Regions from separate parts of the Mus musculus genome. Here all the other regions are linked to region 3. A link is a loop called in an ENCODE intact Hi-C map of the cell type or tissue named here. Cell type or tissue: left cerebral cortex. All regions are shown on one strand. Region 1 holds the start of Sbf2 (SET binding factor 2). Region 2 holds the start of Gm21123 (a long non-coding RNA gene). Region 3 overlaps Sbf2 (SET binding factor 2).

What was found. Hi-C counts contacts between places; a loop is a spot of excess contacts. Peaks named below come from ENCODE experiments on the same cell type or tissue, not always from the same donor. Only the 100,000 strongest peaks of a DNase experiment are listed, where the experiment ranks them.
Region 1: a loop joins it to region 3, with 2.0 times the contacts of the local background. A loop is called at or near these places in 13 of 42 quality-filtered maps.
Region 2: it touches region 3 in a loop (2.1-fold over the local background); 2 of 42 quality-filtered maps call a loop at or near these places.

The regions. Positions count from the first base shown.
Region 1 is chr7:110,609,662-110,617,661 of GRCm38, reverse strand. It overlaps Sbf2 (SET binding factor 2), which reads left to right and starts at 2,742. Exons shown (of 41, transcript NM_177324.2): 1 at 2,742-2,955. The coding sequence starts at 2,901. In left cerebral cortex, CTCF peaks have their summits at 3,365 and 7,007 (motif pointing right); DNase peaks (open chromatin) are centred at 2,244, 2,908, 3,412, 5,902 and 1 more place; H3K4me3 peaks cover 2,247 bases; H3K27ac peaks cover 2,124 bases.
Region 2 is chr7:110,697,299-110,705,298 of GRCm38, reverse strand. Gm21123 (a long non-coding RNA gene) reads left to right here and starts at 5,567. Exons shown (of 4, transcript XR_140838.1): 1 at 5,567-5,785. In left cerebral cortex, no CTCF peak of the experiment used is centred here; DNase peaks (open chromatin) are centred at 3,053, 3,274, 3,607, 6,907 and 2 more places; H3K27ac peaks cover 779 bases.
Region 3 is chr7:110,543,529-110,551,528 of GRCm38, reverse strand. All of the region lies in intron 2 of Sbf2 (SET binding factor 2), which reads left to right. Among named protein-coding and RNA genes, the nearest start is that of Gm46027, 58 kb to the left of the region's middle. In left cerebral cortex, a CTCF peak has its summit at 3,068 (motif pointing left); a DNase peak (open chromatin) is centred at 3,053.

The sequences.
Region 1 (8,000 bases), 66 kb before region 3:
ACCTATTTTTCCAAGTAGTGGTGGCTCGCGTGCGCACGCGCGCACATACCCACACATGCCTTTAATTCTGGTACTCATGAGTGTGAGGCAGGAGGATCTCTGAGTCTGAGGCCAGCCTGGTCTACAGAGTGAGTTCCAGGACAGCCAGGGATACACAGAGAAACCCTGCCTCAAAAAGCAAGCTAGCAAACAAAAAACAAAACAAAACAACAAACAGAAATAATCCATACCTATTAAGATGTCTATAATATTAAAAACAAAAGAAAACAGGAAAACAAGTGTTGACAAAGATATAAAGTTAAAATCCTTGATCAGTGCTGAGAGGTAAGATCACAAAGCCATTGTGGAAAACAGTTGGTGGTTCCTCAAAATTAAACAGAGAATTACCACATGTAATTCAGTACTGTCCGGTAGTGCTGTTCCTAAGGATATACCAATGGAATTGCAAATTGACATTCACATACTTTCTATACATGGTCATAGTGCCAGTACCCATAAAGTAGAAACAATGCCCCAACCTACCAGTGGATAGGCAAAACATGGTCACACAGACAGTGCAGGGTTATTTAGCAGTAAGGGGAATGTAGCACTGAAGCTCCAATGTAACTCTAGGCAGTACTGACAATAAAGTAGGGTTAGAACTAGGAAACAATAAAGCAAGCAGGATTCTTAGACACAAAATGGCATATACTTTATAATTCAAGTTATAGGAAGTATCTTACAATGGGCAAACTTATAGAATCAGAAAGTAATGGTGTTATAGCCAGGACCTAGAGAGAGAAATAGTTATGTCTGTTTAATGGATTTTGGGTGAAGAAAATGTTTGAAACTAGACAGATGTAGTCATTGTCCACAAGGTATTAAATATTTTTAATATTTTATGTGTATGGATGCTTGGATGTTTGTGTGCCACATGCATGCCTGCTGCTGGAGGAAGCCAGAAGGTATTGGATCCTGTGCAAATGGAGTCACACATGGTTGTGAACTGTCCCTGTGGCTGCTGGGAATCAATTCCAGTCCCCTGGAAGGGCAGGCAGCACAGGTCTCTCAACTGCTGAATCATCTTCCCAGACCTTATCCCAAATTAAAAAAAAAAAAAGTAAAATTGAGGGAACAAATCCCCACAATAATAATTTATATGGAATCCATCCCCTACCAGCTGTAATCAAGGCAGTTCCAGGAGGACAACGCCGCCGACAGAATAGGGAAGGACTTTCTACCATGGCTGTTAAGCACTGGAATGGCAGTCTGTAGAGGAAGTGAGATTACTCTTTACTGAAAAAGTGGAGGAAGAGCTCCCAGGGAAGTTACCTGGAAATTTTCTCTATGAGGTGTGGCAGGTTGTTTTGTTTGCTTTCATTATTTTGAAAACTAACCTAGTTTTCATCACTGCAGGTATGCTGATTCCGTCTGACTAGAAGCTGATTACAAAGGAGGTCCCGAGGTAAAGTACCCCTTCCCTTTCAATTCTTCTAGCATAGCCCAACCCTCTCAGACCTGCTGAAAGGTCTGGCCTTTTGCTGTCGATATAGTTTAACGGTAGCAGGCTTGCCCAGCATGTAGGAGGCCCTAAGTTCAATTTCCAACGCGGAAGCGGGAAAGGGGAACGCTGGCCCAGAAGAGAGAATTAGTCAGAGCAGCTGAGACTATGACCCTTTGGACTCTGAGTTCACAGCTCCAGGCACTAGCTTTCTGCTGGTCTTTGGCAGAGGGCGTGTGTTGCACTAGGCACGTTAGAACCTACTACGTACAATCTATAGAAGGATCAAACCCTCAGTGAACGATGGCTTCACGATCACTTCTAAACCATAGGTTCTGAAAACTTCATAGTTCAAATACATACACTACTACTAAAATTTCATGATCATTAAGAAGTAACAAAGTTAAAAAAAAAAAGTGACAAATCCAAGTGTGCCAGCCAAATTAGAAAACATCGGTAGGAGATATTTCTTAAAAACGCAATCGACTTGAATGCTCTCTAGGCTCTCAAAGTGCCCTATGAATTCTGTGGAGTGTTTGCAGTAGAGCAACTTGAAGTTAACACCTGCTTCAGCCTGAAAAGTCCTGAGACAGTGAAAAAGGCAGTGAAAGTCAGGCGGGCGGGGCTCCCCGGGGAGAGACCGGCCCATTTTAGGAGGATCCCGGGGATGCCCCTGTTCCTAGGTGGAATAACTCCCTGGGGCACTCAGAGGAAAGCCCAAGCTGACCGCCCCCAGCCCAGGCAGCCCCGAAACCAGAGGCGCCTCTGAAGATTGCGCAAGTCTTTTCCTCCCCCGCCTGCTTGGTGGCATGTTTCTAAAATTCCCATCTGCACAACATAAACAGGAAACGTGCAGCAAAAAGCCTTGGCGGTGCAAATTCCAAGCTTCCAGCCGAGGGCGGGAGAATTTCATCCGTGCTGCCGGTGGCAGCAAGCGGCACCAAAGAACAAACTTTCCAAGTGACCCCGCACCCCTCCATCCCCTTTTCCCCCCGACTGCAAAAGGGAGATGGCGGAAGGAAGGACCCCTGCTCCAGGAAAATAAAGAACCGGGCGGGGGTGGGGGGCGTTGAGGCAGCAGCTGGGCCTCTAAGCGCCCGGCCTCGGTGGCGGCGCGAGGCCAGGCCGCGCCGGGCCGCCCACCTCGCGAGCCGCGTGTCCGAGCGGCCTCCGGGCGCCGCGTGGGTTCGCGGACGCCGGGCACTGGGTCGTCGAGCCCTTTCGGGTGGGGCGGGGGAGGGGCGGGCGCGAGGCGCGGCGCAGGCGCAGTGAGCGCCTCGGTTGTCAAACATGGCTGAAGCGCCGCTGCTACCGCTACAGCCGCCGAAGGGAAAATGCTGAGCTCGCCCGGGCCGGGTGGGCGGCGGCGGCGGCGAGGGCGGCGACGGGAACCCGCTTCCCGGGCGCGGCGGCGGCGGTCATGGCCCGGCTGGCCGACTACTTCATTGTGGTAGGCTACGACCACGAGAAGCCAGGTAAGGGTGTGGGGCGGGCGCCGCCCCCGGGCTTCGCCTCCGCCCCCGGCAGCCGTCCAGTGGGCTCGGCGGGGCCGGGCGTCGCGGCTGGGAGGCGGGGAGGCGGGCGGGCCGGGTCCCGCGGTGGAGGAGCTGCGGGTCGACTGGTGTCGGCCTTCGCGGCGGGGCCGAGCCTGGCTGCGGTGGGCGTGTGTGAGGGAACCGTCGGACGGCGGTAGCGGGGCTAGGCCGCGGCGGTGCGGCCGGGGACTGGCGGGCCGGACCGGTGGCGAGCCTGCCCGCGCGCCGCCACGCGCTTCTGCGGAGGCGGCTGGCACCCGGGACCGCGCCCTCGTGCCTGTGGAGTTGGGAGGGCGGGAGCACACTGTACGAGGCTCCTAGGGATACACTGTGTCCTGCATCCTGAATAGGAGTGACGCTGGGGGCAGTCCTCCCGGAAAGGAAGTGCCGAGAGTCCTGCGCTGCCTCCCGCCGGCCCGGGGTGTGTGTGGGGGGAGGGGGAGGCTGGACATCCCGGCCGAACGCCGGGTACTTGGATAGGTCAAAGGATCCGAGCACTTTGAAACATTTCTAGGAAAATTGTTTCAGGACGTATGTGTCGGCATTCCAGAATGAAAGGACTCTGCTAAGCAAAGAGAGCCGGCCGACCACTGCAGGTGCTCTCTCTCACTTAGCTCTCACGTGTTTTGATTGTTCTCTGGTTTTTCTCGGCCGAGAATTTTTCACAAGGAACAGTTTGGCAGATAGGTTGCTTTTTACACTTCGGTGGACTAGCACAACCAGAAGTATACAGGGCTCATGCACGTTCATTTTCGTAATTGTATCTCTTTGTGTTGCTGTTTATAGATAAGCGGGATGTGCTAACAAGGTTATTGTAGAGCAGGGGAAGCTACAGTCTCGCAGTTGCAAGGGATTTTAGATACCAGCGCTCCACCCCCTTCCATGTCCCCGAGGTGCTTAGGTTGTGCTTTGCTGATGTTAGTCGTTGCACCAGCATACCATTGTTCTGCCCACCTCTTTTTATTATTTATCCCTAAGGATTTATTTCAGAGATGGGAGCCTTCACATTCTTTTCTCACCACTACCTAATTGAGGTCAATTAGGAGAAGCAGGCTCTTGCTGGGCAAGCCTGGAGACCTGAGCCATGAAAAGGTGCCAGGCAAGAACTGATTGCCCACAGTTGTCCTCTGACCTTCCTGGGTGTGCCCTGGCATGCATGCCCACTCCCACCATGAAGACACACAATAAATAAAAGGAGAAGACGTCGGGCTGTATTTGGAGAATCTTCTGGCTGCTCCAAAATGCCCTGTCCTTTCTTAGAAAATTTTGAGTCTCTTACCAAGGTGACATAGTCTGTCAGTCTGGTAAGATTGCCAGTGTGCAGAATCAGTTTTGTTTTTCACCTTGTTCCATTTTTAGTTACATTGTTCTTCACCCACAACAATTTTATCTTGTGTGCCCCCCCCCCCCCCGCCCCCCAAGATAGGGTTTCTCTACAGAGCCCTGACTGTCCTGGAATTCCTATGTAGACCAGGCTGGCCTTGAACTCACAGATATTTGTCCTCCTCCCACACCCACAACAATTTTGAAACAGTAACAAACTTGAAAAAGTTGTAAGTATGATACATAATTATTGTTATTTTATTTTTCGGACATTTTAAGAGGAAGCTACTGCCCTTATGCTCCTTCACTCAGAATGGTTTATCGTGAATTTTATACAAACAGGAACATTGGTCTACACAATGGCAGTACAGTTGTCAAAATAGGAAATTCAGGACTGGAGAGATGGCCCAGAGGTCAAGAGCCCTGGCTGCTCTTCAGAGGTCCTGAGTTCAATTCCCAGCAACCACATAGTGGCTCACAACCATCTGTAAAGGGATCTGATACCCTCTTCTGGTGTGTCTGAAGACAGCTATAGTGCACTCACATACATAAAATAGATAACTAATTCTTTACAAAATAGAAAATTCATGCTGACCCAGTATTTTACTTAATTTGGGTTTTGTTGATTATGCTATTAATTTCATAATTGGTGAAAGTAGTACAGTTAAGTGCTGCAGCGTTTCATTATCTTTTTAGTCTCTCAGTATGGATCAGTTCCTTCCTCTTCTTCATGGTCTTGTCACCTTTGATGGTTATAGGTCAGTTACTTTTATTGTGCTGGGTACATATGCTTGGGCCAGTGTATGTATGACAGCAGTGGTGTTCACTGTGTCTTGTCAGGAAGTACATACTTTACCTTTGATTGTAATCAGCGTCTGCCAGCCTTGCCTACTAACAAAGGTCATGCTCTGATCTCCCACTTAGGGTTACTCCCTTATGAGGTATCCTCCTCACTCTAATTTTTTTGCATTTTTATAAAGATTTATTTATTTCATGCATGTGAGTACACTGTGGTTCTCTTCAGACACACTAGAAGAGTGCATTGGATCCCCTTTACTGTGGTTACTAGGAGTTGAACTCAGGACCTCTGGAAGAGTAGTCAGTGCTCTTAACCACTGAGCCATCTCTCCAGCCCAGTTTCTTTGCATTTTAATGCTCCAGGCAAGTTTGCTCCTCCTGCTTTGACCCAGGGTCTCTGATAGGATATGCTTGGCTTTGGCCCTTCTGGATTTCCCCCTCAGTGAGCCCCACTTCTATCCTTTGGCTACTAAGACTACTCTTCTTCCCACACTGAACAAAGGGAAGATTTCTTTCTTTCCTTTTTAAAAATAAAACTCAGAATATGGCATAAATTATAATCTCAAGTATGAAATATACACTTTTTCTGTTATATTTTTGCATAATTTGTATTTTATTCAAGCATATTTTTTGTGCAAAAAATTTATGGTAACAGCTGAGTGGTTTTAAGCAACTGTATACACTAGTGTAGTCACCGCCACAATCAAGATATAGAACATTTCCTTCTCTATAAAAAGTCTTCTTATGCCTTTTTTGCAGTCTGTTTCCTCCCTAGCCTCGGGTGGCTGCAGATCTGCTTTCTGTCTGTATGTTTTTGTCTTTCTAGAGTGGCACATTAATAGAATCAGTTTTTTTTTTTTTTTTGAATGTTTGGCTTATTTTCTACTTAGAGTCATCACTGAGATTTATCCATGTTGTAGTGATTAGTAATTGTCTCCTTTCACTGTTCCCCTTTCCCTTCGATGCTGAGTATGGAGCCCAGGACCTCAGCCATGCTAAGCATGTAGTCTGCCATTGACCTGTACTCATTGCTGAACTGTTCAGTTCCTTTCCTTTCTTTCCCTTTCCCTCTCTCCTTCCCTTTCCCCTGTAGCTCAGACTAACCTCAAACTTATGATGTAGTTCAGGATGACCTTGAACTTCTCCTCCTCCTGCCTCTGTCTCCAATGCTGTGATTATAGGTGTGTACCCTCATGCCTTGTTTATGTGGTGCTAGAAATGGAGTCTGGGGCTTCCTACATGGTAAGCAAGCACTCTTATCAATCAAGCTATGTTCCCAGCCCCAGGCATACATTGTTTCTTTATATTGCTATGTGTTTGTTCATTCATTCCTCAGTTGGAAGACTGAAAAATTCTTAAATCATGGGCAAGTATCTGCAAGTTTATATGAAATCGTCAGCGTGTTTTCCAAACTACCTGAGCTGTATAGGATAAAAATCTACAAAGTGATTTTTTTTAAACTATAAGTGAAGAATCAATCTAATTTATTTTCTAACCTTTTGTTATACAACTACCTTTGGGAGTTAATAAGGCTTTATTAATCCAACTCTCTCTAAAAGCTAATCAGATTATAATAATATGATGCTTATATGTAGTGATATGAAATTTGTGTGTTTAATACCAGAGTGTTTCTTTTTTTTTTCTTTCTTTTTTTTTTTTTTTTTTTTTTTTTTTTTTTTTTTGGTTTTTCGAGACAGGGTTTCTCTGTGTAGCCCTGGCTGTCCTGGAACTCACTTGTAGACCAGGCTGGCCTCGAACTCAGAAATCCACTTGCCTCTGCCTCCCCGAGTGCTGGGATCAAAGGCGTGCGCCACCACGCCCAGCTCTTTTTTTTAATATTTATTTATTTATTTAATGTATGTGAGTACACTGTTGCTGTTTTCAGACACACCAGAAGAGGGCATCCCATCCCATTACAGATGGTTGTGATCCATCATGTGGTTGCTGGGAATTGAACTCAGAACCTCTGGAAGAGCAGTCAGTGCTCTTAACCATTGAGCCATCTCTCCAGCCCCAGAGTGTTTCTGGTATTATTCAACCAATACATTACTATTATTTTTAAAGTGTCTTTGCCATTAAGAATAATTTTAGTTGAATTACTTTTAATTAAAATATTTTTCCTTTATTTAGTGTTATGTGTGTACATGTGAAAATCAGAGGACAGTTTTCCAGAGTTCATTTTCTACTTCTAGCATGTGGGTTCCTGGGATGAAATTTAGGTCATTAGGCTTGGCAGCAAGAGCCTATACTTGCTGAGCCATATTGCTGACCTCAGATTTTTCTTTTCTTTTCCTTCCTTCCTTCCTTCCTTCCTTCCTTCCTTCCTTCCTTCCTTTCTTCCTTCCTTCTTCTCCCCCTCTCTTTTTCCCCTCCCCTCCCCTCCCCTCCCCTCCCCTCCCCTCCCCTCCCCTCCCCTCCCTCCCTCCCTCCCTCCCTCCCTCCCTCTCTCTCTCTCTTTCTTTCTTTCTTTCTTTCTTTCTTTCTTTCTTTCTTTCTTTCTGAGACAGAGTCTCACTATGTAGCCCTAGATGTCTTGGAACTATTTATGTAGATGACACTGACCTCAAAAACTCATAGAGACCCACTTGTTTCTGCCTCTTAAGTGCTGGGGTTAAAGGACACACACACACACACACACACACACACACACACACACACAGGTAAAAATGGGGAAATCTGAGGAAGAATGGTGGCTTCTTATATGAGACCAGCATCCTAACAGTGATACTGTACTTACTGTAAGGATGCAACTTGTCTATTGAGGGAAATGAGGTAAAGGGGTCCATGGTGCTTGCTATTCCTTTAACTGTTGGTAAATCTACAACTGTGTCAACCTAAAAAGTCCAGAAACTGTAAAGAAGATA
Region 2 (8,000 bases), 150 kb before region 3:
AACAAAGACCAGAAGAGGTTCTAGCCGATAAAATGTCATGTGCATACACACACTCAGGTTAAGTTGTGTCCTGTTTTGTGTGGAAGGAGAATTGAGTATTTTATAAATGAAGAAAATCTAGACTTTTTGGTTTATATTTAAAAGACAGAAAGTTGACACAATTGTGGCTGCTACAAAGGTCATTTTCAGATGACACACTTTTAGTGAATTTCAGTGTTTTGAGTGCCTCCAAGGAACGGCAGGATTTCCCTTTGTTCTGACTAAGGACACTTCCTTGAGAGTGATCTGCAGGTCCTGGAGAGCCCTGGGCTGCCCAGATTCTCTGAGACGTGAGCTTCTTTCCCTGATACCCTTTTCCCTAAAATCCTGGGTCCACCAGAGCTCCCAGTCACTCCTATCCTTTTTCCTCTCTGACAGCAGCCTCGCCCCCTGAGGGTTTACGGCCACTGTGTGTTTATGAATCTTGACATTCTGATGTGCTTACACTTTCCCTCCCCTCTGCCTTTCTTTTCCCTTGGCCTCCTCCATGCTTCTTCCCCCTTCGACTATCCACGAAATTCACTGTTTGTCCAGGACTGGTCTACTCTTATGGAGACTAGACCGTGAGATGAACCTAAGGAAGGAAACAGAGATGAGGTGGACAGAAAACCCCAAGAGACCCGGGAGCAGGAGCTGAGTCTCAGAAACAGGCTGACATCGTTCAAGGACAGGAGTGACCTAGAAAGAGAAGCAGAATCCAGAGAAAGGGAGACTGAGACGCTGAGAATTTCCATGAGACCGCAATGCGATTACAATGCCTTAACCTACACAAGAGCTGTCCACATAGAGAATCAAGCCTGCCAGGCTTTTCCTCAAAATTTTAGAAATATAGGTGGTCCTGTTCACCTCAAGACTTTTGTTCTGATTTATCTTAGTGTTTTGGGGGTTTTGTTAGTTTGTTTTGTTTTTGTTTTTGTTTTTTAGGTAAGGTCTCTCTGTGTAGTCCTGGATGTCCTAGAATTTGATATGTAGACCAGGCTGCCTCCAAACTCACAGATATGTGCCTACTACAGCACCTCAAGTGCTGGGGTTGGCCCCCACACCTGGCCAATAACATTCCCCTTCACGGGGTCACTCCATATCTCTACCTCCTATGCTTTCAGACACCTGTGGTCAACCTTAGTCCCCAAACAGAAAATTTCAGAAATAAACAATTCAGAATTTCTAAACATTTTTACAGTATATTGTTCTAATCATTCTACTTTATTGCTGCTATTGTCAATTCACTGTGCCTTTATAAATTAGACTTTGTTGGAGGCATATATGCATGCACATAGAGAGGGGATGAGCAATACTAGCCTCCATTTAAAGCATCCTTGAAATGTCTTGAAATGTAACCCTCTGGGTAAGGGAGTGAGTCTACTAAACTTTCTTCTAAACTTCCTTGGCTTTGTTCTTTAGTGTTATTTCCATAGTCTGTTTGAATGCTTGTTTTTCTATATGTGTGGAAAGGCATTTCAGCTTAATTCTTTTCTAAGTAGGCACCTATAATAACATCAAATATTGAATATGCCCTACCCATTCTCTACCCCTTGGTCTCTCATTTGAAATATCCACCATGGAGACCAACCTGCTTCTGTACCCTCTATTGTGTTCCATGAAAGTATCTGTCTATTCCCATGCCAATCCTACAATGTTTTAAACACTGTAGCTTTATTGTGGATTTTGATATCAAATAGAGCAAATTATTTTTTTTCAAAATGTTCTTGGCTGGGCTTGTCTACTTTCTATTCCAGATGAACTCCAGAAATCAGCAGTCATAAAAAGTTCAGAAATCATCAAATACCTTGTTTTCTGAATGTTCCTCCTTTTCCAGTTACTAATCGGAATCTTCTCCTCCCCACCCCCATTTCCTCTGAGCAGCACAACGGGGCATCAGCAAGATCCTCCCTTCATACTGAGAACTGAGCACGATAAAATTAGAATCATGCAGAGATGCTATTCTTAGGGTCAGGAATGGTAAGCACAAAGCACTATATTCTGATTAGATGCAATCATTTTTAAATATTTATTGTACTGTTAATTGTATAGATGTGGGTGGATATGTGCATGTGCGTAATAGTGCCTGCAGAAACAAAAGGTTTAGTTTCCCCTGGAGCTGCAGTTGGAAGCAGTTGCAAGCTGCCTGAAATGGGTGCTGGGAATTGAACCCATGTCTTCTAGAAGAGCAAGTGTACAGGCAGAGCCATCTCTCCAAGCCCAGTCATCTTTTTTTTTTTCTTATCGAAAAAGAGGATAGCCTGACATGGTGGTTCCTGTCTTTAACAGGCCACTCCAGAGGTAGAGGTAGGCTGATCTCTGTCAGTTCAGAGCCAGCCTGGTCTATGTTGAGAGTTCCAGGTCAGCCAGGACTGTATAGTGAGACACTGTCTTAAAGAAAAAGAGAAGCTATTGACTAGAGGTAGCCAATGCGTCAGTCCCCATGCCTTTCTGCCTCCCATTACCAATGACTTATAGCCAACACACCAGGCACCTGTGAGCTTGGATGGGGCCACTTCAAGCATTGACAAAACTGTGTTTCTGAGGCGTCCTGGCTGAGACCCAGGCTCCAGCCAAGGACACTTCTCAAGGCGAAGACTGTTTTGTGAGCCATCTGCTAAAAGTGAACAGCCTCCCCTGGCAGCAGCTGGCCTGGCCACGTGCTTTCTTACAGGATGGTTTGCCAGCGTTCCTCTCCCAGTAAGCGAAACAATGGGTGGCTTCATGGGTTTCCTAACCTTTCTTTTCTTTGTCAGTAGGAAGTTTTCCATGCATCCTCACTTCCTATGCACATGTTTACAATGCCAGGACAGGCTTCCATTTCCTGTTGGATTTCTCTCTTTTACCTGAGTCACGCTAGACAGCTGGCCATGGACATGGTCGTCCTAATTCTGGATTTTTCCGAAACAGCCCAGATTTCAAATATTCTGAACTTTAGCCTTAAGCTGTTAAATACTTGGAATTCTAAGGTTTCCATGCCCGGCTAACCCCTCCCGTATTGCATTAACACTGGGAAATAGCCCAAAACAATTTTGTAAGATGATGTGTCCTTAAAGTTGGTTTGAGTCTGAAAAAAAATCTGTTATAAAACATTCCTGAACAATGACAAACACATCCCTTGACTGTTTCTAGCTAAGCACTCCAGCTCTTATATTTAGCCAAAGGAATTCTTTATTTGGACTGTGTATTCCTTTTTATACATCATGCCTGTTTAAAAAAAAAAACTTGAATTGAAACTTCCTTATATAAAAATGAATTAGTGAGGGAGGAGGAGGCAGGGGTGGGGGAAAAAAAGAAGAAAGAAAGAGAGGGGGAAAGAATATTGTCTACATCCACAGCACACAAGGTGTCCCAACGGGGATGGTCCAGTCACTGCTGGGAAGTATGGCGCTGTCCACGAGGGAGGTGCTGACGATTAGCTGAAGTTGAACAGGGGCTGCCCTCCAGGGTCCTGAAAGAGTACCTTCCACACCCCAAGCACCATCCTATCAGAGAAGTGTAAAGTACCACGAGAGCCTAAAACAACTTTCTGTAGCCCCCTTATGCAGCAAACAGGCCTCCAGAGTTTTCGGCAGCTTTTCCATACCAGTCAAACCCGGCGTTACAGTCAGCCCACATGGGATTCCTCTGAACACTGCAATACCTGCTGTAGATGCTTCTAGAGGGTCTAGCAGTCCCTATAGATGCTCATTCTGGTGAACCCAATAGAAGGCAGGGTCAGCCGCTAGGGGATGGAAGGGATGTGTACCTAATCTCTCTCTACTTCCTGATGACTTCTTTATTGTTCTGTTTCCATGTCAAGTCTAAGGACATAACAGCCTACCTTTCTTTTCTTCTTATTCACAAATGTGTAGAAAAAGGATTATTATTTAGAGGGGGAACAATTAGCTTAGATGTTTGCAATATAGTGACTCTAAACAAGTTATTTTTCCCTCTAGGCTTGATATCCTCACAAGTGAGGCAAGAAATGCCAGGACTCGGAGTCTTCATGTCCTTCTGTCCTTGAGCCTTCTTTCCTTTGCCCCTCAGTCATATGCCTCCCACTAGGCCAGCAACAGCCTGTCACTCAAGGTCTCCATCACTGAGGACTGCTGTGTGACCTCAGCAGCAGGGTCTAGGGATGGGGTCATTATTTACTGAGGTATTAGATGAGCCTAAGGGCCTTGGCTATGGACAATGTGGAATGTACAAAAGGGAGACCCATGTTGTGGAAAATTCGGGAGCGTTGATATTCTCTCTCTCTCTCTCTCTCTCTCTCTCTTTCGCTTTTATAAAAGCATTATATACCTACTATAAGAAATTCTAACAATATTAAAGTACACAAAGAAAAAGTCTTGAATCTTCAATATAATACCACCCCAAAGTAACATAGCTGGCATAAGAAAACATTATTGTGTCTTTCTTTATGTGCATAGACAAGTAGATAGGTGAATAAGAAAGAAAAAGCAAATAATGCATTATGAGTGGATGGATGGATATAGTATAAATTGATAGATGAATTAATTGATAAATGAATGGGAGAAATCATAAAGGGATCATACTTTAATGCAGTGGTTCTCAACTTTCCTAATGCTGCCACCCCTTAATACAGTTCCTCATGTTGTGGTGACCCTCAACCATAAGATTATTTCATTGCTACATCATAACTGTAATTTTACTACTATAATGAATGGTAATGTAAATATCTGATATGAAAACCCCGTGAAAGAGTTGAGTCACTATATATATATATATATATATATATATATATATATATATATATATATAGTGAAAGAGTTGATATTGATCTTTATTTAACAGATTAAAAACACTAAAGTAACAGAATTTCTTGTCTTTATTTCTTTTCCACAATAAGTGTTTCTTAGCCATATATGGTAGTGTTTACCTGTGATCCCAACATTCAAGAGGCTGAAGCAAAATTCAAAGTTTGAGACCAGCTTGAGCTACAAGGTAAGAACTTGTCTCAAAACAAAACAACAAGAACAAACTTTATTTAGAATACTAGTTTGAGACTAAAACCCTCTTTTATCTTATTATAATCCAGTTTTAGGCAATATCAATCAGGAAATTAGCACTTTTATACTGCATCCCATCTCCCCTCCCCCATTTTCCAAGTGCCCTGTCTAATATATTTCTTTCCTATTTTTGTCTTTCACTGTGAGTCACTGCTGTGGCATGCGATTGGAATTAAATGGTGCCTATAACAGAGATGCGATGGCATAGATGTGTTGTTATAAACACTAAAGAATACCAATTTTTTAAAAAAAGACCATCTTAAAATGTCTCTTGGTTACACAAACATAATAATAAATTCAACTATTTATACGGATCACTGACCTAGTGTGCCTAATTACCATGAGTCATGGAGATGATTGCGCAGGATTATCTTCGAGTATTACAGTTTCTTAAATGAAGTTAAGTGAACAGGCAACCTGGGTCGACTCAAAAGGTCATACAGCATGACGGCATTTGAAATCAACCTCCTCTGCGATCTCCTGGGGGAATTCCCGTTGGAGAGGAGGGCAGACTGACCGCACACTATGCCAACCATAGTAAGAACTCACTGCCCATCAGACGCATGGATGAGAACTTTACATATAATGACGCATTTAATCAGCCACCGTTCTGATGAGAAACTTACTTGATTTCCAATTTTAAACATGAAGAAAAAGAGTGGCCAAAGGAACGATCAAGTTCTCATAACTATTGAAGCCTCAACTTCAGACCATCGCAGTGAGTAACGGAGACAGAAACCATGTGCTTAATGGTGAGACTGGGCTGTTTTATCTGGGGCAGATATAAGTATTTATGTGGGTGCATGTGTTTGTGGGTATACATATGCACCTGTGTGTGCGTGGCTAGAGCTGGCACTGGGTGGCTTGTTTCATTTATTGAAACAGGGTTTCTCAGTAGACATAAAATTCACAAATTTAGTGAGCCTGACTCAAAGATCCACCTCTCTTCTCTGCTCCCAAGCACTGAGATCAGAAGACATAGGGCACTGTACCCAATTAAAAAACAAAACAAAACAAAACAAAAAACATGGGTTCTAGGGAGCTGAACTCAGGATGTCATGCCTGTGTGGGAAGCACTTCAGCAACTTCCCTGGCTGTGATAACTTACTGGCTGTGTGGCCTTGAGTTAAGCACTCAACCTCTCTGGGACATAGTATCCTCAGTAAACAAGAGACTAATAAGGGCTTTCTTGCTGTCACTGAGTGTGCCTGGGAAGGAGCTTAGTAGATGGCGTCATTATCTTCTTCCCTCCAGAACTCTCAGGGCACAGCCGGTAGTGTTGGTTGGAACTCAGTCAGGAATCAGCCCCCGTTGATGAGAAAAACACCACCCAAAGCCACAAAAACAAAACAGTTTTCTTGCCAGAACACAGACGGGGAGGACAGCAGTTCCGACGGCCGTGAACCTTCACCAAGTTCAGATTCAGCGTGAAGTCTACCAGGATACTATTTGTTCGCATGATGCATTCTCAAACTATGATTTGACAGTAGAAGTCATTTCCTCTGGGCACTACCAAGCGAGCCACTCACTATCATCTGCATTCCTTTGGCCAAGCTTTCTTCTACAGTTCTGGATCAGACACTCAGCAAAGCTGAGCCGATAACTTGCCTCTATGGATGTGACACCTGAAAGATCAAAGCCAAAAAAGGGTTCGTTGGAAGCCTAAAGAAGGAGGCAGCAGTCCAGTACTAGAAAAGCAGAAAGCCGTGAAGACAGAAGAGTTTATTTCTGGCCCCAACTCAAAGTCAAGACCTTGGATGAGTCCCGTATCCTCTAGGCAGAAGGGCTTGTTTTCTCATCTATAACACAAAGGCTTCCTGGATGCTCTCCCAAGGCCTGGCTAACTCTGCCTCATGCTATTCTGGGAGAGGTGCAGGGTTGGCATCACAGCTGTGATTTATCTGGGAGAGTTTTCAGAGAAAGGAATACAAGGCAAACCTAGAGACTACAGACTAAGACGAACTGGAACGTGGGAAAGCTTGGTGAAGGGCACGTGAGAGAAGCAGGGTGATTCATCTACAGGACAAAGGCAAGAAGACAGCTCTGGGGTTCATATGCCAAGATGCACCAAGAGCTGAAGAGGAGAGACAGTGTATGAACTCTAACTCAGCAAGTCAGGGTCTTTCTTGATGCAAATGACAGTCTAGGAGGGTAATATGGAAACCTGTCCTCTCTAAGAAAAGGGATGGGTGAAGGGAGTGAGCAAGTCTGTAAAAACAAAAAAAAATGGAGGTCTATTATTTATCTATCTATCTATTTATTTATTTATTTATTTATTTATTTATTTGGTGTGTTAGCATGTGCTTCTGTGCATGCATCTCTCTCTCTCTCTCTCTCTCTCTCTCTCTCTCTCTCTCTCTCTGTGTGTGTGTGTGTGTGTGTGTGTGTGTGTGTGTGTGTTCTCATGTATGCAAGTGTATGTGGAGGCTGGTGGTCAATATTGAGTGTCTTCCCCAATCCTTTAATTCCTTCCCTAAGATAGGGTGTGTTAATTACTTTTTGCTATGATAAAATACCATGACTAAAAGCAGCTTAGCGGGGGGGAGGGGGGGAAGAGGTCTATTTTTAGCTCCCAGTTATGGAAAGACAGACTCCCATAGCAGAAAAGGCATGAAAAATGTATCAGGAAGCCACACTTTCATCTACACAAAAGGGAGTTGGGTAGGGCAATAAACTCTCCAGGTCTGCCCTCAGGGACACACTTCCTCCAGCAAGCACATCCTCATAGAGAGACTTCGTAATCTCCCCAAACAGCACCGCCATCTGGGAACCAAGCGTTCAAATAAATGAGACTATACGGGATATTTCTCATTCAGACCAGCGTATAAGCTGTCTCAATGGACCTGTGGCTCACTACTGATTCAGTTAGTCTGGCTTGTCAGCAAGATCCAGAGATCCTCCCGTCTCTGTCTCCTCAGTGCTACCACACAGGAGAACTGTAATGTTCCACCGTGCATGGCTCTTTGT
Region 3 (8,000 bases):
CCTCAAAATTGCCCCATAGCTAAGGATAACTTTACACTCCTGATCCTCTTGGCACTATCCCAAGTGTTGGGATTCTAGATATATCCACTCTGCGCGGCTGTGTGTTTTCTTACTCTTAGCTCCATTGACGTGTCATCTTCGCTCTGAGAGTGTTGTATGCTTGATTCCTAGTTGTGCTTTTCTCCTTTCTGCATGTCACCATACCCATAATCCAATCATATTGGTTACATGTCTCAGTGAGAGTTCATTCATATTTTAGTCTAGCTAGTAGTAGGTTTCCAGTGCAGGTGAGTTCTGATAATAGTCTGAAAACTTGAATCAAAGGTAACTCCTGCCTAATTTTACTTAAAGCACCTTTCCCTAATGTTAAAACTAAAATTAGAGTAATTATTTAATTAAACTGGAATGTTTTCTGAGAGTAAGTGGAATTGGGAGGAATTCTTAAATTGGGGCTATCCTGAACAAATAGATTACGGCTACTTGTATACACAGTTGTACATATATGTGTGTGTGTGTCATTCATGGTAAAGATTGGAAATTACACAAATCCATTAGTAGAGACTTGTTTAATTAAGATTGCCAATTGTTAATTGTCAGATTATAACACCACTGTTATGAAGGAGAAACTATGGCATAAAATCTATAGAGGGCTACAAATCTAGGGCAAGATTTACTATTTCATTAGTGAAATGAAATAAAAGCCATTGTATATAGTAGCCATGCCTACTATTAAAATTATTATTATTATTACTATTATTATTATTACTATTGACAATGATGATGTTTCGATGTCTATATGTGTGTATTTGTGTATGGCTATGTATACATGAGTGCAACTCTAACACTTGGAGGTTAGAGTTGTTAGATCTCCTGGAGCTGGAATTATAGGCAATTGTGCTAGGAACTGAACTCCAGTCTTTGAAAGAGCACTCTTAACTGAGCCATCTTTCTAGCCCCCATGGCTACTGTCAAAACTTCAGAAAATAAGAAATGTCAGCTTGGCCAGACGTGGTGGTGCATGCCTTTAATCCCAGCACTTGGGAGGCAGAGGCAGGTGGATTTCTAAGTTCGAGGCCAGCCTGGTCTACAAAGTGAGTTCCAGGACAGCCAGGGCTATACAGAGAAACCCTGTCTCGATAAATAAATAAATAAATAAATAAATAAGAAATAAAAAAGAAATGTCAGCTTGGGGGAAATTGAAGTCTGGTGCACTGTTGGTGGGAATGTTAGACAATGCCACCATTGTGGGAACAGTTTAGCAGCTCTTCAGTAAAGTGAGATCACTTTGTGAGCCAGCAGTTCCATTTCTGGGTGTGTTCAAAAGAACTGAAACCAAGGAATCAGGCGTTTGTACTTACAAGTCCCTTAACAGTGGTGCTCACAGTAGCCCCAAAGTGAAAGGAGCACAAGTGTCCAGAGGCAGATGGATAGATGAACACTTAGCAGGACAGTGGAATATTATTCAGTCACAAATATGAAAGTTTGATAAAAGCATCAGTGGACCTTGAAAACATTGTGCAGTGGGAACAAGTGAGTCACTAAAAGACAAATACTATATAATTTCCATTTATAGGTGGCATTTAGAGTAGCCAAATTTATACAAACAGTAAGTAAAATGAAGGTTTCCATGGGTAGGAAAAGATGAAAAGAAAAACTAAATTGTTTTCAGTCAGAGATTTTCAGCATTGCAAAATTGAAAAGAGTTGTAGAAATTGCTGTCCAGTAATGTGTATGTACCCACCACTACAAAACTGTACATGTAAAAATGGTTCAGATAGTTGGTTTTATGTTCCATGTTTTACTGGTTACTTTTAAAAGTGTGTGATGTAGAGTTTATGTATAGACCTAAGATAGTGTCTAACACAGTGTAAGGCATTGGAGACATGTGTCTTCAGACAGTATGGCAAATGGGCAAGACAGTTTGTAACTGTTTTGAGAGAACAAACCTGTGATTATACTACCTTGTTTCAAGATACACTATAAAGCTTCATAGTCAACAGGGTTTGGCATTGGCTTAGAGATAGACATGTGTTAATAGATCAGGGAACAGTGCAAATCAGTTTCCATGGTTTCCAGGAGTGATGTAGTTGGGGAGGAGACAGGATAGATAAATAGGAGTACAACTGAGTATCCATCTGAACAAGTAATCTCGATCTGCTTTTAAACTGTATGGAGAAATAGATTTAAAACCCATTATAGACTCAGTGTAAAAGCCAAAGTTATAACTTTAAAAATAAAACTATAAGCATTTTTATGACCTTCTAAAATTAGGTCAGGATTTTAAAAGTACAACATCTAAGACATGACAATGCTGTTTCTCTGGTGTATTTGAAAACTTTTGAAAATATTATATGCAGAATGGTGGTTGATCAGATAAGATGAAGCCTTATTCTGTTTTGTAAGTTTCTCTTGGTCCTGTAAGTATTTGGAGGCTAGTTGGGCCTTCTGTAGTTGGTCATCTACTTTTAGTGAGAAGGAGGGTATCAAAAGTAGGTGGACTCAGAACACTTGATCAGCAGCCCACTAAGAACTTAGAGCTGAGTTTTCTAAGGAACTTAACATCATCTGCCCAATACTCGATCTTCTGCAATCTGGAATTTTGTGTGTATCACTACTGTAGATGGTGGCAACTTAGACATTAAAAACATATGTGAAATACCTTGCAATATGAAACAAAGGACTCTGGTAGTTTACATATCAATCATAATGTGTTCATGTATATACACATGGATAGCAATCGCGTGCTTGCAGGGGACACTATTCAGAGATAGTATGAGCTCTCTCGTTCACATACACTATTTCCAAAGGCATCTACGTAGTGATATTTGTATACTATAATCTGGAGAAGTTCTCTGGTGATCTAGACATCCTGTACACTGTGTGAAACATGCTTCCTTCTTTGTTGGGGTTTTTACTGTTATTTAGAGATTCATGTGTGCCATTTTTAGTTATTGGGTATTACAGTTCATAGTTATTTGCTTATAATGTGAACTAATGTAAGGACTTAGAATGACTTACAAATGTGTTGGTTTAAGAAAAAGAAGTATTTGGTGGCCTCTAGTGGTGACACCTATGTGTCTGTGAAAAGTCAGTGATCTCAATATACAAGATTTTATAGGGAGGATCACTAAAGTGGCAGGAGAAACACATATGTACATTTATTGGAACAATTTTTTGTTTTCGAGAACTTAAAATTTATGAGTCAGTTATAAATTTATCAGTGATATGGATATATCAGTTACAATGATTATCAATTAATGATCATTACTTTTCATTCTTTTCAAGAAAAGACTTGAAATTTTCTTCCTTCCCTTCTCCTCCCCCTTACTTTCTTTCCATTCAATAAAATTTTGCTTTGTGTTCTAGACGGCCTTAGTTTGAAGTCTTCCTGCTTCAGCTTGCTCAGTGGTGGGATTGCAGATGTGTACCAGCCTGCTGGGTTTCATATTTCATCTTAATCAGGAAGTATTTCTCTGTATATTGTATTTCATGTTTAGTATTGCATTGCATTGCAATGTGCCAGTGATGGGGGTAACAGGGATACTTTCTGAGACCTTAGAAATAATGCAAGCTACAAAGAGGCATGTATCTTATATATTAATCATGAACATAAATAGGCCGTGGTAGAATTTATGCTCTTGGGTGGGTAATTGTGACTAGTTTAAAGGTAATCTAAGTTTGTTTAAGACTATCTATAATCTGGACCATATATGGGAACTGAGATATATCATGTCAAAAAGTGAGAAGTTGATATAAAGTCAATATTTGGAAAGCCAGGGAGAACATAGACACTTTTAGGACAGTTAAATGTGAAATTAATTTCTGTTTATTCTAAGTATTATCCATTGAAATCTAGAGAGATTTAATAGCTTGTCCCTGTGCCATATAGCTATTTGCTATTTGCTAAGATAATAAAACTGTGATCTTTTGACCTCATTAAAAGTAAAATATTTTCCGTGTGCCCAGCATACGCACATTGCTGAGGTTGGCCTATGTGTGTTGGACACTCACTAATACATGGAGCAAGCTGACTTTTAATTACTTTTGTTAAAAGCAAAACTAATCTTAAATTCTTTTTTTTTTTTGTTTTTTTTTTTTTTTTTTTGTTTTTTGTTTTTCGAGACATGGTTTCTCTGTGTAGCCTTGGCTGTCCTGGGACTCACTTTGTAGACCAGGCTGGCCTCTAACTCAGAAATCTGCCTGCCTCTGCCTTCCAAGTGCTGGGATTAAAGGCACAGGCCACCACTACCCGGCTCTAATCTTAAATTCTTCTTCTTATCAGGAAGGGTTAATTAAATAACATTAGAGAGACAATAGTAGGATCACTGGCTGCTTATTACTCTTCAGAGAATCCCAGTTTGGCTCCTAGTACCACATGGTGGCTCACAGCTACTGGAACTTTAGTTTCTGAGCATCTGACACCCTCTTCCAGATTCTGTGGGCACCAGATAGCTACATAATACATAGACATACATATAGATAGTACACCCATACACATCAAATAATAAATAATAATAAAAACAGTAGTAGGGAAGCATTTTATTATTAAACTTTGAAGACTAATGAGATATTTACAGAGTTGGTGGTTCCAAGTTATTTTTATTGTCTAAGATAGACCTCATTTACAAATGCTATCCATAGGGTTTGTGGACTGGGGAATTATGGCACCAGTAGGGCTCTAAATAAACAAGTTAGATTTTACAATTGAGATTATAACTGACTGAAAGACTTCCCTAAGGGGTAGTACAACCTTAGTATTTCCTTCAGTTTAGAGCTATGTACTTAGTTTAGAACCAGAAATAACCTGTCAAAAAATCTGAGTGGTTAAGCTATTCATTTTTTAATCAAGTGTGTTTTCCATTATTTGAATTTCACTGGACATTGATGGCTTTTCCACATATTTCTGAGCTCTGATAATCAAAATGAGTTGGAATTCTGGGTTCTTAAAGTCTTTATATGTTTTTTAATTAAACATTTTTAGATAATGTATTTTGATCATATTTCCCTTCCTCCCAGAGTCCATCCACTTTCCCTTTCACCTGAGAGAGAGAGAGAGAGAGAGAGAGAGAGAGAGAGAGAGAGAGAGATGAGAATCAAAACAAAAACCCAGTAAGACCCCCCCGAAAAAGTGAAGGTAGCAAAAAGCAACCTCCAAAAGGCCATTGAGTTTGTTTTGTGTTGGCCAACTACTCCTAGTCCTGGGGCTGCCCCTGGAGTGTGATTGATATGTTCAATGATACTCTATTGGTGAAAACTAATTTTCCCTTTGCCTGCAGGTACCAGGTGAAAATAGCTTCATGGTTAGTAGGAGTGGGACTTGTTTTGTTTCTTTTTTGGGGGAACTTGTTTCTTTTCTTTTCTTTTCTTTTCTTTTCTTTTCTTTTCTTTTCTTTTCTTTTCTTTTCTTTCTTTTTTTTTAATTGCATTATGATGAGAAATAATAGATATTTCAATTTATCTGAATTTGTTAACATTTAAAAACATATTTTGAGTAAATAGACTTACATCACATTCTTCTTTCCCTTTTGTACCCCAACTCCTCTCAGAGACCCCCTTCAATACCTGCCATACCTTTCGTTTATCATATTCTTTAAAATTTATAAAATATTATAACAATAAAAATGAGTATCATAAAAGTTGTTTGATATTAGACAATCAGTTGAACAGTTTTCTATAGATGCTTATCTATAGCAACACTGAAAATATATACGTTTTTCTCTATAAATTTTAAATAACTCCAAATGTATTAACTGTGATATTTTAAAATAATAATATACCATCAGTTTTTTTAGTGAATATAACTAGATAAAGTTTGTTTGTTTTGTTTTTAGTAGAGCTTAAAATCTTGGCTCTTACTGTGGTACAAACTCAAATTAAGAACAATTTTTGGACATTGGAGTTCATTGTAATAAGGCTGTACTTCAATGTCCCTTACATCAACAAAGAATTTTACCTCCATGGTAGCTAAGCTAAGAGTTGACAGTTCTGCCACACCAAGGAATGAATTGTAGGCACCATTTTTGGATACAGATTTTCTGCTATGGTCAAAGCTGTTTGACTTGAGTGATTATCTTCATTCTCAACCCGCAGGGAACAGGTTACATTTGTTTAAGAAATGGTGTGAGTATTGAGATGGTCTATCCATGAAGTCATTCATCAACTGTTTCAATGAAGAATGGTTCTGCTTGGAGGGTGGCACAGACGATAGGTGAGGGTAAGATTCTAATTCGTTGGCTGTGATGATTTTGAAAAGCACTCATCTCAGAGTAAGAGTAACTTATAAAGTCCTCTTTTTCAAAATTGATACAATAATTATAAATATCAAGCAAAGTATTCAGTTTCACTCTGTGCTGTTCTCTTACAAGCCACCTCCCAAATTAATTGCCTACGTTTCTTTTGGCTGTGTAAATAATTTTGAAATAAGCTCTTCTGAAAACCACAGTATAGTGTAAAAACATCAAATAAACAATCCTACTAATAGAGAGGCAGAGGTAGGAGAAGCATGATTTCAAGACCATTATGTGGCACACAGCAAGACACTGTCATGTACAAAGAAGCAGAAAGTGTATATGGATTGTACAATACTGGACCTATTTCTCCAATTACCATATTAGAGAGACCACTGGATGATAGCCAAATTTCTGATTCCTCATATTTTTGAATTTCAGTCGATTAGGATATGTTGGTAACATTAATTTTCATATTAAGAGATATTAAGGAAAAGTGATTGTTACTTCCTGTTATTTTTGTTATTAGAGGTGGAATTATGTTTGTGTGGGTTTGTTGTAAGATTACTTTCTTGCTTTTTCTAGGGTGTAGATTCACTCCTTGTGTTGGTATTTTCCATCTATTTTCCTTTGTAGGGCTGGATTTGTGGAAATAGATTGTGTAAATTTGGTTTTGTCATGGAATATCTTGTTTTCTCCGTCTATGGTAATTGAGAGTTTTGCTAGGTATAGTAGCCTGGACTGGCATTTGTGTTCTCTTAGGGTCTGTATGACATCTGCCCAGGATCTTCTGGCTTTCATACTCTCTGATGAGAAGTCTGTGTAATTCTGATAGGTCTGCCTTTATACGTTTGTTACTTGATACTTTTCCCTTACTGCTTTTAAAATTCTTTCTTTGTTTAGAGCATTTGCTATGTTTTCTAATTCCAGGGTTTGTGATTTCTTTATTGTTTCCAGTTCCATTTTTTTAATTAAGTATTTTCTTCATTTACATTTCCAATGCTATCCCAAAAGTCCCCCATACCCTCCCCTACCCACCCACTCCCACTTCTTGGCTGTACTGTATAAAGTTTGCAAGACCAATGGGCCTCTCTTTCCATTGATGGCCGACTAGGCCATCTAGTTCCATTTTTAGATCCTGGATGGTTTTGTTCCTTTCCTTTGCCTGTTTGATTGTGTTTTCCTGTAATTCTTTAAGGGATTTTTGTGTTTCCTCTTTAAGGGCTTCTAGCTGTTTACCTGTGTTCTACTGTGTTTCTTTTTAGGGAGTTATTTATGTCCTTCTTAAAGTCCTCTATTATCATCATGAGAAGTTATTTTAGATCTGAATTTTGCTTTTCTGGTGTGTTGGGGTATCCAGGACTTGCTATGGTGGGAGAATTGGGGTCTGATGATGTTTCTGTTGCTTATGTTCTTTTTTTTTTTTTTTTTAAGATTTATTTATTTTATTTTATGTGAGTACACTGTAGATGTCTTCAGACATACCTGAAGAGGGCGTCAGATCTTGTTATGGATGGTTGTGAGCCATCATGTGGTTGCTAGGATTTGAACTCAGGACCTTTGGAAGAGCAGTCGGTGCTCTTAACCACTGAGCCATCTCATCAGCCCCGCTTATATTCTTACACTTGCGTCCCACCATCTGGTTATCTCTAGTGCTACCTGCCCTTGGCTATGTCTGACTGTGCTCTTGGTTGTATAAGAACGCCTCAGAGTCAAGTTGTCTCTGTGATTCTGTGATCATGTGATCCTGAGAATCCTGGGTGTGTCCGAGCT